Linked DNA regions of Mus musculus: region 1 is linked to region 2. Evidence: chromatin loops called from intact Hi-C (ENCODE). Cell type or tissue: gastrocnemius. All regions are shown on one strand. Links, peaks and the distances in the headings refer to the core of each region. The heading gives the core; the rest is flanking DNA.

Region 1 (5,504 bases), core at 1-5,000, 830 kb before region 2:
GTATATTTGATGTACTTTTATTAATCCTGACATGATTTTGAAGTTTATTTGGAAGCATGCATATGGTAGAGGAATTTGTAAAATGCTAAAAGTAAGGCTAATAAGAGACATTTGACCCCACTGAGCTCTCAAGCATATTATAAACATAGGATAATTAGGATGGTGTGGAACTAAGCCTAGAAGAGGCAGGTCACTGGACGGGAATAACAGGCACAGGAAGATATTCAAATATATAAGGAGACCTAGTATGTTATAGAGGAGGCATTTCAAACCATATTTAATTATCAGCCCTGGAAAATCTCACAGGCCACTAAGAATAAAAATTGAATTGAGTTACTAATACATTTTCACTAAAATAAATGCCAAACTGATCAAATATTAAAGCACAAATAACCCCGCCATAAGCTAAGAATTTGAGTGAGAAAAACCTCACACTTTACATAGATTTCATGACAGTAATGCAGTTCTTACAAACAGCATATGAAATTAACCATGTAGAAAAGTGATCAAGAGGCTAGGCAGGGTGGTTGGTGGCACATGCCTTTAATCCCAGCACTTGGGAGGCAGAGGCAGGCGGATTTCTGAGTTTGAGGCCAGCCTGGTCTACAAAGTGAGTTCCAGGACAGCCAGGGCTACACAGAGAAACCCTGTCTCGAATGCCCCCCACCCGCAGCAAAAAAAAAGCAATCAAGAAAATTGATAGAAAAAATATAAAAATGAATATAAAAATGTATGCAATCCATTGATAAAGAAATCTAAATCAAAGACAATTGCTTCTTCTTTTCTTTCTTTCTTTCTTCTTCTTCTTCTTCTTCTTCTTCTTCTTCTTCTTCTTCTTCTTCTTCTTCTTCTTCTTCCTCCTCCTCCTCCTCCTCCTCCTCCTCTCCCTCCTCCTCCTCGTCATCGTCGTCGTCTTCTTCTTCTTCTTCTTCTTCTTCTTCTTCTTCTTCTTCTTCTTCTTCCTCCTCCTCCTCCTCCTCCTCCTCCTCCTCCTCCTCCTCCTCCTCCTCCTCCTCCTCCTTCTTCTTCTTCCCAGAAAACTGACAGGATGCAAGATTCTTGCCCATGGTGCAGAAGCTGCCAGTTGGGTATGCTGACACTCTCCTGGGAGGAGAGAGGTTCCATTCTTTTGATTAGTACTTGGTGACAAGTGTGGTAACTGTAAAAGGTACACCACTTTAGTCAAGGAACTTTAACTCTAGAAAAGCTACTGAAGTAGGAAACATTGATTTATGGACAATGGTGCTCATTCTAAAGAAACTAAGTTATTTATCAACAAAATTATTTGAATCAACTATAGTTTACAATGCAATCCCTTAAAATGACTCAAAATAATGTCTATTCAAACACAATAATGATACATTTGGTAATGTTACAATAATTACTTCCAGAAATGTTACAAATTAAGACAGAAAGTACATGCACTGTAAAATGTACTAAAATGTTATTGGCAGTTATCACTCCTTAATCAGATTATTGTTGAGTTCTGGGCAACATGTGTTTTCTTTCTTAACATGGTTTCTTTTAGATGACTACAACTTTCAGATAAGAAATTTAGGTAACATCCAGAAGGAAGCTATTTTCGTTTCTACAATGAAATAAAGTGTTTGTTGCTATGAAATAAATATATTTTGTGTCTCTTTTAGATCTAGCTCCTGGAGGTTCTGACGATTGGATCTATGATTTGGGCATCAAATATTCGTTTACAATTGAGCTCCGAGATACAGGCAGATACGGATTCTTGCTGCCTGAGAGATACATCAAACCCACTTGTGCAGAAGCTTTGGCCGCCATCTCTAAAATAGTTTGGCATGTCATCAGGAACACTTAATGCCCTAACCTCCGCTCTCATTATTTTTATTTTATTGATTTCAGCAACACTTAACTGTTGCATTAGCTTCTAAGTTGAATCAGTTTCCTTGGTTTTGTTGAAGAATAAAAAGCACACTACTTTGAGCTTAAGAGTGAAAATGGCCCCCTGTGTATTTTAACATTTTTATTTTTATTATTTTTATTCTAAGAGGTTAGCTACTGGTCCCACCCCACCGTCCCTTGATTTATGATGAACAGCTATCTTAAGCAGTTTTAAGATGTACTGTGTGTGTGGTGGGGCGTGAGGGTGTGAGTTTAAGCACCAGGTTTATGCTGGACCCCCATCAGAGGCCAGAAGAAAATGGGGAACCGCTGTTACTGAAGGTTACAGAAGGTGGTCAGCAGTCACGTGGGGGATGGGAGTCAAACCTGGTCTCTGAAAGAGCTGCAACCGCTTTTAACGGCTGGAGCCATCTCTCCAGCTCCTCCTAAGCAACTTTTACCCTAAATCTACGGAGATCATTGGATCCAAGCAGGAAAAGCAAAGGCACTCTGTAGCACCTCAAGGGTTTGCACCCTAAAATTTTAATCAGTCTCTGCTCTTGTTCTTGAAAACGCAATCCGTGCATTTCTGCTCCAGCTTCAGGCCCAGGCGGGGGACGGGCGGTTGTCAAAATCTGCAGCTTCGAAACGCACCAGGCTGGTGGTTACTGCCGAAACAAAGTAGCACTTTATGCGATGGAAAACGGTGAAAACCAGAATCTCAGTCAACTGAGAATCTCCGTCCTCCCACGCTGACTCCGTGTCCCCAGACCTTAGTAAACAGGCGTCAGGAACACACTCCGCACTGCCCTCGCGTCGGACGCGAGGGGGCGTGGTCTGAGAGGGGCGGGGCTTACTCGATGACGACTAATCTGGGGGCCGGAAGCTGCCTTGCCTGCGGAGGAGTCGGGCAAACTCGCGACTTCCGTCGGCTTTTAGATGCTGCCAGTGTAGCGGCCAGGCAGAGTTGTGGTCTTAGCGTTGCTCTGCAGTGGCTTCTGTGCGTCTCTCGTCTCGTGTCCGGAGCTCTCCAGAGCTGGGAGAAGATCCGGGCGGCTCCGCTGCTCCCTGTTCCCGGCGTCCGCCCCGCTTGAGGAGGGCCGGCCCCTGGGAGCCGCGCGTGCACGTCCTCTTGGTCGTCCTCCCGGGGCCGGGCGCGGGGACAGCCGGAGCTGAGGCGTCAGGGACGTCCTGAAGACTGCGCTTACAAGGGTGCTTGGAGAGGAGGTAAGCGTTCGGGGAGCGGATGGGAAGAGGCGTTGGACCCGGCTCGTGTGGGCGTCCTGCGCTGTGGCCTCCATCCTCGCTCGCCTTGTTCTGTGCTGCTTGTGTTTCTGAACGCTGTTTGAGCATCCCACCCTTGACTCTGCAGAGGCTCTTGGTGTTAGATCTGGCTGTTGCTCCAGTTGTGATTCTGCAGTCTGTGTCAGGAAGCAGGCGGACTCGGATACCGTGGTGTGGTGGTCGCATTTGTGTGTGGTGAAAGGATGCAGCAGTTGTGTTTCTTGGATTTAGAGTTGCCTTCTTCACGTATTCCAGATCTATTGAAGAAAGGAGAGTCCTTTTGATTGTTCCTGGTCTTGCTTATTTCCCGGCTGCAGTAAATACTATTGGGAGTGTAGGAGTACTGTTTTATCTTTATACTCCCAGGCAACGGGAAGCTGGAACGAAAGGAGAAGATATATCTGGCAGTATCACTTGCTAAGCAGGTTGACATTTATGTGGCTGGAAAAGTATTCAGAGTTGAAGAAAATACTTGGATGATATTGGTAGGATCTTGCTTGTGAGAGGCAGTATCTTAAGTTAATTCGTTTTATTAGGAGTCTTCAGATAATTTGAACTCTTTCAGTTATGGGCGTGCACAGTCTCTCCTGGTTTGTGAATTTCAAAAAAAAATAATTTGAAAAGGTTGGACCTTTAAGTTTGGCATTTAAGGGTTTAAAAGTCTGTGATATGTTTATTTAGTTAGTCCAGATCACTATGCGGCTCTGCCTATATGCTTAGTTTTGCTATGTAGTACTTAACATTACTAGCTTTAGAATCCAAACAACAATATTTCGCAACACAGACGTATAAATTTTTAAATAACCTCCAACTTCTTAGTTAGATTATATCAGATGACAGTTTCATCTGGAGACTTAGCAAGCTGATGTAGGAATGTCACAATTTCTGTGCAAACGGTTGTGCCCTGAAACTTGAGTTTCAGTGTGAGCATCTGGTAGGATGTAGTTGATACCAACACATAGGGGGTGACTCAGATACCTAAATGTGCAGAAACTCAAATCCCTTCTGGAAAACGATGTTTTATATGCCTTCAATCATCTCTATACTTCTAATACATAGTGCAATGTAAATCCTATAAAAGTACTTTATGCTAATTTTAAATAATGTAAATAAGGTTTGTACACAGTGTAGTTTTGGTTTTTGGGTTTTTTGTTGTTGTTTTGTGTTGCTTTGTTTTTGTTTTTGTTTTCCTGGATATGTTCAATCCAGGGATACAGCTTCTTTATTTGCTTTCTGTTTACTGGTGACTTGGAGTGAACACTAACCTTTATTCTGAGTATATTCTCTGTTCTCAGCAGGCCGTATCACCCTGAACACCTGATCTCAGAAGCTTATCTGGATTGGGCCTGATTAATGTCTAGACTGGAGACACTTACCTCAGTTTAATGTCTGTAATATAAATTTAGAATACTAAAGCACAGTATGACTTTTATATCAATACATTATATTAAGTCATTAGTGTTAATTTATATTGTATTAAGCATAAATTTTGAATTTAAATCTTGGTCTTTTTTAAAGATACATATATGTATTATATGTATATATTACTTATACATATACACACACACACACATATATTTAGCTTAACAGGATTTGAATCCAAAATATACCTGGTTTTAAACATTTAGGATAAGGGAATTCACAATTAGCATATTTTTTATTAACAAAATTTAAGAGGCCTTGAAAGTAATTACTTATTCAAGAAGAGCCACCTCTGCCATGCTCCTTTCTCAGCCAGGTTGATGGTATGGAACTCAGAGTATATTGTTCCCTGAAGAAGGGGAGCAGTTCTCATATTTGAGATGTATTTTCTCTTAATAGGCTCAGTATTATTGTCCCTGAATTTGAATTTTCTTCCTTTTTTTTTTTAATTGAAAGGAGATGATGAAAGTTCCAAATATTTATTACACTCCAGAGGAGACTAGATAAAGGAAAACAACTGCATAGTCATTTGGTTTTGATAACTCTTGTATTTGAGAAAGATGGAAGAAATAGGTGGTGATAGCCTTAACCAAAGAATAATTTGAATACCAAATGGAGGAACATCTTCAGGCAAGAGTCAGTTTAATAATAAGTGGTTGGTTTACAGTCTCTGATTGGAAAGACATTGGCATCTACAATTCTGGTTCTTTATGTCTGATAGTTCTCTTCCACTTTGAAATACTCATATCTGTCTCATTAATGGTTTTTGACTTTTAATCAAATTTAAATTCTACTCTTTTGTAGTATTCATCTTTCTTTGTGAACCCAGCATTTAGGATGGGAATTTTTGAGCTTTCAAAACATCAGTGATTACATGGTTTTGAGTTAAATGGCTTAATATATGAAACAGAATTTTTTTGGTGTATTGCAGATTATATATTTAT
Region 2 (6,212 bases), core at 678-5,677:
GGGAGTGAACAGAAAGGGGGGTCTTTGAGTTGGAGTGGATTTAAGACAGCATGGAAAAGGGTCTTTTCCTTCTGGCTGAGGAGGAAGGTCATCTGGGTGCTTTCTCTGCCTCTTTGAGCGAGTGGGCTTTCACCACAGTGTCTGACTTCGGAATCTTTACTTGGTAATTCGAACAGCAGGGATTTTTGTTTTTAAAACAACAGTGTAAAGCTTGGTTTATTATATAATTTAGTGACTTACTTTGCATTTGGACCAGTGTCCTCTTCTTCAGACTCTTGATTGCCTTCTTCAGATAAAGAACTACTGTCCTCGTCACTGTCTGAGGAGTCTGAACTGCAGCTTCTGTAATTAGGGGGCAGAGCTGGCCCTGCAACTGTGAAAGTTTAGATGGATGTGTTACAGCCCTTTCACCAAATCCTCCTGATGGAAATGGGTCTTTTCATAGCCACAGTAGGCTAGCATTTACTATGGACTTATGTCTTCTAACTATCTATCCACCTACCAACCCATCCACCCACTGAGGATGTATCAGTAAATACAAAGAAACCAACGTAAAAAGGTCAGTCCAGACAAAGTGCTTATATTGAAACTTTAAAAACATGTGTCTGTGTGGAGGGGGGCAATTTGGAAGACAGTGGCCAGGGCAGGTCACTCTGACAAGGCATTTGGTAGACTTAAGTGACAAGACAACAGTGGTCATACAGCAATCCAAAAGAACATTCTAGACAGGAAGAGTCAGCAGGAGAGAATACACTATGTACTCGCCACCAATGCTGGAGGCTGAAGAGGTTGTACTTCTAATACAAAGGAGGGAAAGGCTGCAAGCTTTGGAGCTGGAGTCTTTGGCTTTGAATCTGGACTTTGCCACTTACTAACTATATGATTGTGTAAGTTAAACTGCTTGTGTTACTTTGTTGCTCTGTAAAATGTGGCCGATAAAGTTTAAATCTTAGACCAGGAGTCCTCAATAGAAGGAAACATTGAAGAATGTTACAGAGATGAACCCTGAGGGCATTTATGAAAAGTGCTACTTATAGTAGCTGACACCATTTGTAACACACATACCATCCACCATCTTTTCTTATACAGTTGATGGAAGGGTTAAACAGACAGACTGTTTGAGCCCCACACCTCCAAGGTACTTAATTCAGCATATTCACAATACAGAACAGCAACTATTAAGAACTGTGGGCAGGGAGATATGGGGGGTTGTTGCTCAACTTTCAATTCCAGAGATGAAGTGGTAGTGGCAGCTACACAAACAGTATGAATATAACTAATGCCACTGAAAAGTATGCTTTAAAATAGCGAATGTAATAGATCCAATAAATATCTTATGATAACATGAAAGAAAAAACCTAGTGCCTTAGTTAGGGTTACTATTGCTGTGATGAAAAATTATGACCAAAAGCTTATGTCAAGCTGACAAAAAGACCACTAACCAGCAATAGCAACACCTGCATATCTGTGTTTACTGATGCCCTAGTCACAACACAGAGGAAGGAAATGAAGCCAGTCTAAATGTCCATCAACAGATAAATGGATAGCAGAAATATGGTGTAAAATACACAGTGGGATTTTACTCAGCTGTAAATAAAAATGAAGTCACAAAAGTTCTAGAAAAGTGGATATAACTGGAAAGTGTTCTATAGTGAGGTGACCCAGTTTCAGAAAGGCAAATACACAGTCCTCTCTGATGTTCATACAAGTGCATATTAAGTGGGCTGAGTACGGATATAAGCTATGAAACTAGAAAAGAGATTATGAGGGGGTTAAAAGAGGTATTGAAGAATAGGGGACACACATGAGACACAGAAGGGGAAAGGAGGTTATGGGAGATGCCTGAAGGCTAAAAGAGATAAGAGGGGGTGGGAAGAAGAATTAACAAAAAGTTTTGTTTAAAAAATGACATAATTCGGTCTTAAGGATGGCTCAGGCAGCAGTTAAGAGTGTACACTGCAGAGGCCCCAAGTTCAGATCTCAGCACCCACATCTGGAGGCTCCCAACTGCCTGTAACTCCAGTTTCAAGGGTCCACACAACTCCTGTTCTCTTCAGGTACTTGCATTCACACGCACATACCCACACACAAACACATGAATATAAATAATGGAACCTAATGCTGTGTATGCCAATTTTACAAACTACAGATCAAGAAGACAAAAGAAATTTCAATAAGAAATAAGCAAAAGACTATCAGAGCACAGTGGTAAAAAGATAATAAAAAATTAGAAAAGTGTTCAATTTAATTTCTCACAAGAAAATACAAGTTTAAATTACTACAAAATATGGCTTCAAAACACCAGATTGAAAAGACAGAGGAAAATGATTAGGGAGAACATGGAACAATCAGAACTCCTATACTCACTGAGGGCTTTGGTAAACTGGTAGGATTCTGAAACTGAGGGTGTATAACAGAGGAGATAGATAGACGGACAGACAGATAGATACACATGCACACACATACACAGTGCATAGTGGCACTCTTTGTAAGAGTTAAAAACAAAAACAAAACCAGAATCTACCCAAATGTCTGTTACCTGTACAATAGGTAAAGAAATTGCAGGGGATTTACCAAATTGAATTCACTCATACTTCTTCAACCTAACTGGGTAGAAATTTCCTTCCTAAAACAAAGAATAAAGGGAATTTTTAAAAATAACGGCACTAGAAATAAGATCTGGAAGGAAGAATCTGCCGGAGACATAGTCTCTGGGTAGCCAGAAAAACAAAGTCAGATCAACATTCTGTCAGTTTTGTTCTTTCCCAAGTAGAGTCAGCGCCGGCCTTCAAACTGGAACAAACACTAAAGCCGGAAAAGCATGAAAGAGTGTGCGAGGTATTGATGTGGCATAGATGCATGTTAAGGTTGCAAGACACAGTGAATTGGTGGAGACTGAGATATCCACAAATTAGTTGAACAGAATGTGTTAAATATTAGCGTAACTGGGGAGAGGAAAACCCGGAGGAAGACGTGACAATGCTCGGGAAGGTGACGCTTAAACTGGTATATGAAGGACGTTTTGTCAGGCATTTAAGTACAACCATAGCACCCCCAAAAGTCTATCGTCAAAGCATAAACTCGAACTGTGTGGGCACTGGGCTGCTGTGTAAGATGGAATGATAGAATGAGGTCGGGAAGTCAGGCCGGGGAGGAGAGAGGCACAGGATCTTTGGCAAGAGTCTTGTAAATCTGAAGATATAGAGATACTAGGTTCTAACTTGGGCTTCATCACGGACTAGCTGCGTGTCTTAGGCACCGATTCATCAGCCGCTGTCATCATTTGTAACACATGCACCATCCATCATCTTTTCTTATACAGTTGATGGAAGGGTTAAACAGACGACCGGACGAAGATTGATCAGTTAGCACAGTCCTATTCGTAATAATAGCAAATTGGGACTGTATAGTCATTTTAACGATGATCGGGTCCCAAACACTCAGGCGTTGCCCAGCTTTTCCCCCAGGGCGGACCGCGCCCACTCCACGGTGGTCGCCAGTCCTTCCCGGGAGTGCAGACGCCCGCTGCTGCTTACCCGGGCTCGGGTCCCGTTCCTCGTCCTCAACTGTCGCGTGCTCCTTGAAGCCTGGCGGCAGTGCCGGCCCGATCAGGTCCCTAGCCATTCGCTGCGACGCACAGTCGCTCAAAGCCCAAGCCAACCTGCACACGCAGTTTAGCTAAACCCAGGCTGGACGGTGTAGACCAGGATTTGCTGCAAGGCCCGAAGGTTTTTCCGGCTTTGTCTGATGACGTAAGCCCGCGATGGGCTCATTGGCCAGATTACTGTAACGGAAGTGACGCTTAATGATAGTTCCACAGTTGCACTTTGGGCTCGCTGCTTGCTAGGTGGCATGGCTGAACCGGCACCCGCCGTGTGGCCTTCGGCCCCGGATCTGACTCCCGCGCCCGGGACTCCGAGCGAAGCTGCGCCGCCGCGGGACAACTGGGTGTACTGGGCCATGCTGCCGCCGCCACCACCTCCTCTGTCGTCCCCAGTGGCGGGCTCGGAGCAGAGCCGGAAGGGACAGCCTCACGTGCTGCCCCAGCCTCCCTCCGGAGCGCTTCCACCGTTCGATGCTCAGATTCTTCCCGCGGCGCAGCCTCCTTTCGATGCCCAGGCTCCGCCCGATGCTCAATCTCAGTTCAGCGGCCAGCAGGCCTGGAATTTGCAAGCCTCCACGCCTTGGTACTGGGGATTGTCTCCTAATGGTTTTTCCACGTACCACACGTCTTACCAATCTCCGGGTAAGCTGCAGTTCCTAGTGGCCCTACTTTACTTTCTCTTTCTTTCCTCTCCCAGCTTTCTCTTTTTATCTCTCAGCTTTGCGCTGTAGTTTTGGAGGCTGGTAATGAGTATTCAAAATGTGTCTCACTAGGTTTCCTGCCACCTGCTCATCCAAAATTTTATTAATTTAACCCAACTATAAAACTGGGGACTACTTGCATAGCAGTAAACAAAACATACAAAAATCCATACCTTTTGAGAGCTTCCTATCCCCTCAGTGTAGGAAGACGCGATACAGGAGATAAAACTAGGTATTAGGAAGTAATGATTGTATGTATGCATTAGAAAAGGATTGATTGGGGGGGAGGTGGAGAAATGGGTTGGCGATGAGACTCTATTGCTCTTGCAGAGGACCAAAGCTCGGTTCTCAACATCCACACTGGGCTCTCAACTGCCTGTAACTCCAGCCTCAGAGGAGCCGATAGCTTTCTTCTGGCCTCCAAGAGTACCTGCACTCCATGCTACCTACACAGTTTTTGTTTTTAATCTAAGAAAAAAATGATCAATAAACAATTGTACCTTTGCAATCTTAAATGAAACCCTCTTTTCTTTTTTAGTTACACATTCTTATTTTCCACGATCACATGATGCAAAATTCAATTTGCCTCAAAACAGAAAACAGAAAACGAAGGTAATTCCAAGATGATAAATGTGGCCTTTTGAACTTGAATGTTACTGCTCTATATATTAAGTTGTAACTGTCAGTGTTTCACATCTGTGGTGGACATGGAGAGCTTTACTTGGGTAGTATGTTTAAGGAACTTAATTATAAGTAAAATGTTGAAACAAAATAGTATTGAAAAATAAATGATGAAATTATAGGAAAAGAAAGAACATTAAAACCGTCTTGGTGCCAGGCGGTGGTGGCTCACACCTTTAATCCCAGCACTCGGGAGGCAGAGGCAGGTGGATTTCTGAGTTCGAGGCCAGCCTGGTCTACAAAGTGAGTTCCAGGACAGCCAGGGCTGCACAGAGAAACCCTGTCTCGAAAAAACAAAACAAAACAAAAAACAAAACAAAACAAAAAACAAACAACTGTCTTGGTACAGACTTAGTAGGGGTTATGCTTACAAATAAATGTGAGTGTTAAAACCAGTGAAGTTTATTTAAAACCTAGGGGTTGAAGAACCCGTTCACAGGGATTGCGGATCAGATATGCTGCATACCAGATGTTTACGTTACAGTTCGTGACGGCAGCAGAATTACAGTTATAAAGTAGCAGCGAAAGTAATTTTAGGGTTGGGGGGGTCACCAGAACATGAGGAATGTATTAAAGGGTTACAACATTAGGAAGTTTGAGAACCACTAGTTCAAAAAACTATGAAGATTGGGACTGACAGCTGGAACTTTAGGAGAAGACTGGGAATCCCAAGTTTTTCTTAACTGAGTTGGAAGCCAAGCCAAATTGTAATAACAAATCTTTTATTTTTCATAATCTTGCTGTTTTTTGGTTTTTGTTTTTTTTTGTTTTTTGTTTTTTTTGTTTGTTTGTTTGTTTGTTTTTTCGAGGCAGGGTTTCTCTGTATAGCCCTGGCTGTCCTGGAGCTCACTTTGTAGACCAGGCTGGCCTCGAACTCAGAAATCCACCTGCCTCTGCCTTCCGAGTGCTGGGATTAAAGGCATGCGCCACCACGCCCGGCATCTTGCTGTTTTTTGAGACAGGATTTCTCTGTTTAACAGATCCCTGGCTGTCTTAGATTCAATTAGTAGATCAGATTCAGCCTGCTTCTACCTCCCTTCTAGTGCTGGGATTAAAGGTGTGAGCCCCCATGCCCAGCAATCTTGGCTGCTTTTTAGTGTAGAAGAATCTGTGAAATAAAAGCAGAGCGCCCCCCTTCCTTTTTTTTTTTTTTCTTGTTAAATTCAAGCTATAATCTAATGTTTCTAATTTAGGAGAGTTTATATTTACCCAAGTTGTGTGCATGT

What was found. A loop is a pair of places that touch in the nucleus more often than their neighbours do. Peaks named below come from ENCODE experiments on the same cell type or tissue, not always from the same donor. Only the 100,000 strongest peaks of a DNase experiment are listed, where the experiment ranks them.
Region 1: a loop joins it to region 2, with 5 times the contacts of the local background. A loop is called at or near these places in 3 of 42 quality-filtered maps.

The regions. Positions count from the first base shown.
Region 1 is chr14:75,281,585-75,287,088 of GRCm38, forward strand. Cpb2 (carboxypeptidase B2 (plasma)) reads left to right here. Exons shown (of 11, transcript NM_019775.3): 11 at 1,647-1,971. The coding sequence ends at 1,831. Zc3h13 (zinc finger CCCH type containing 13) reads left to right here and starts at 2,782. Exons shown (of 19, transcript NM_001359875.1): 1 at 2,782-3,081. It overlaps Gm35679 (a long non-coding RNA gene), which reads right to left and starts at 596. Exons shown (of 3, transcript XR_874823.2): 1 at 1-596. In gastrocnemius, for the core only: no CTCF peak of the experiment used is centred there; DNase peaks (open chromatin) are centred at 2,227 and 2,709; H3K4me3 peaks cover 2,421 bases; H3K27ac peaks cover 1,782 bases.
Region 2 is chr14:76,107,081-76,113,292 of GRCm38, forward strand. It overlaps Gpalpp1 (GPALPP motifs containing 1), which reads right to left and starts at 3,735. Exons shown (of 8, transcript NM_026177.3): 1 at 3,537-3,735; 2 at 241-373. The coding sequence starts at 3,624. Nufip1 (nuclear fragile X mental retardation protein interacting protein 1) reads left to right here and starts at 3,811. Exons shown (of 10, transcript NM_013745.5): 1 at 3,811-4,246; 2 at 4,844-4,917. The coding sequence starts at 3,853. In gastrocnemius, for the core only: no CTCF peak of the experiment used is centred there; a DNase peak (open chromatin) is centred at 3,771; H3K4me3 peaks cover 2,555 bases; H3K27ac peaks cover 1,708 bases.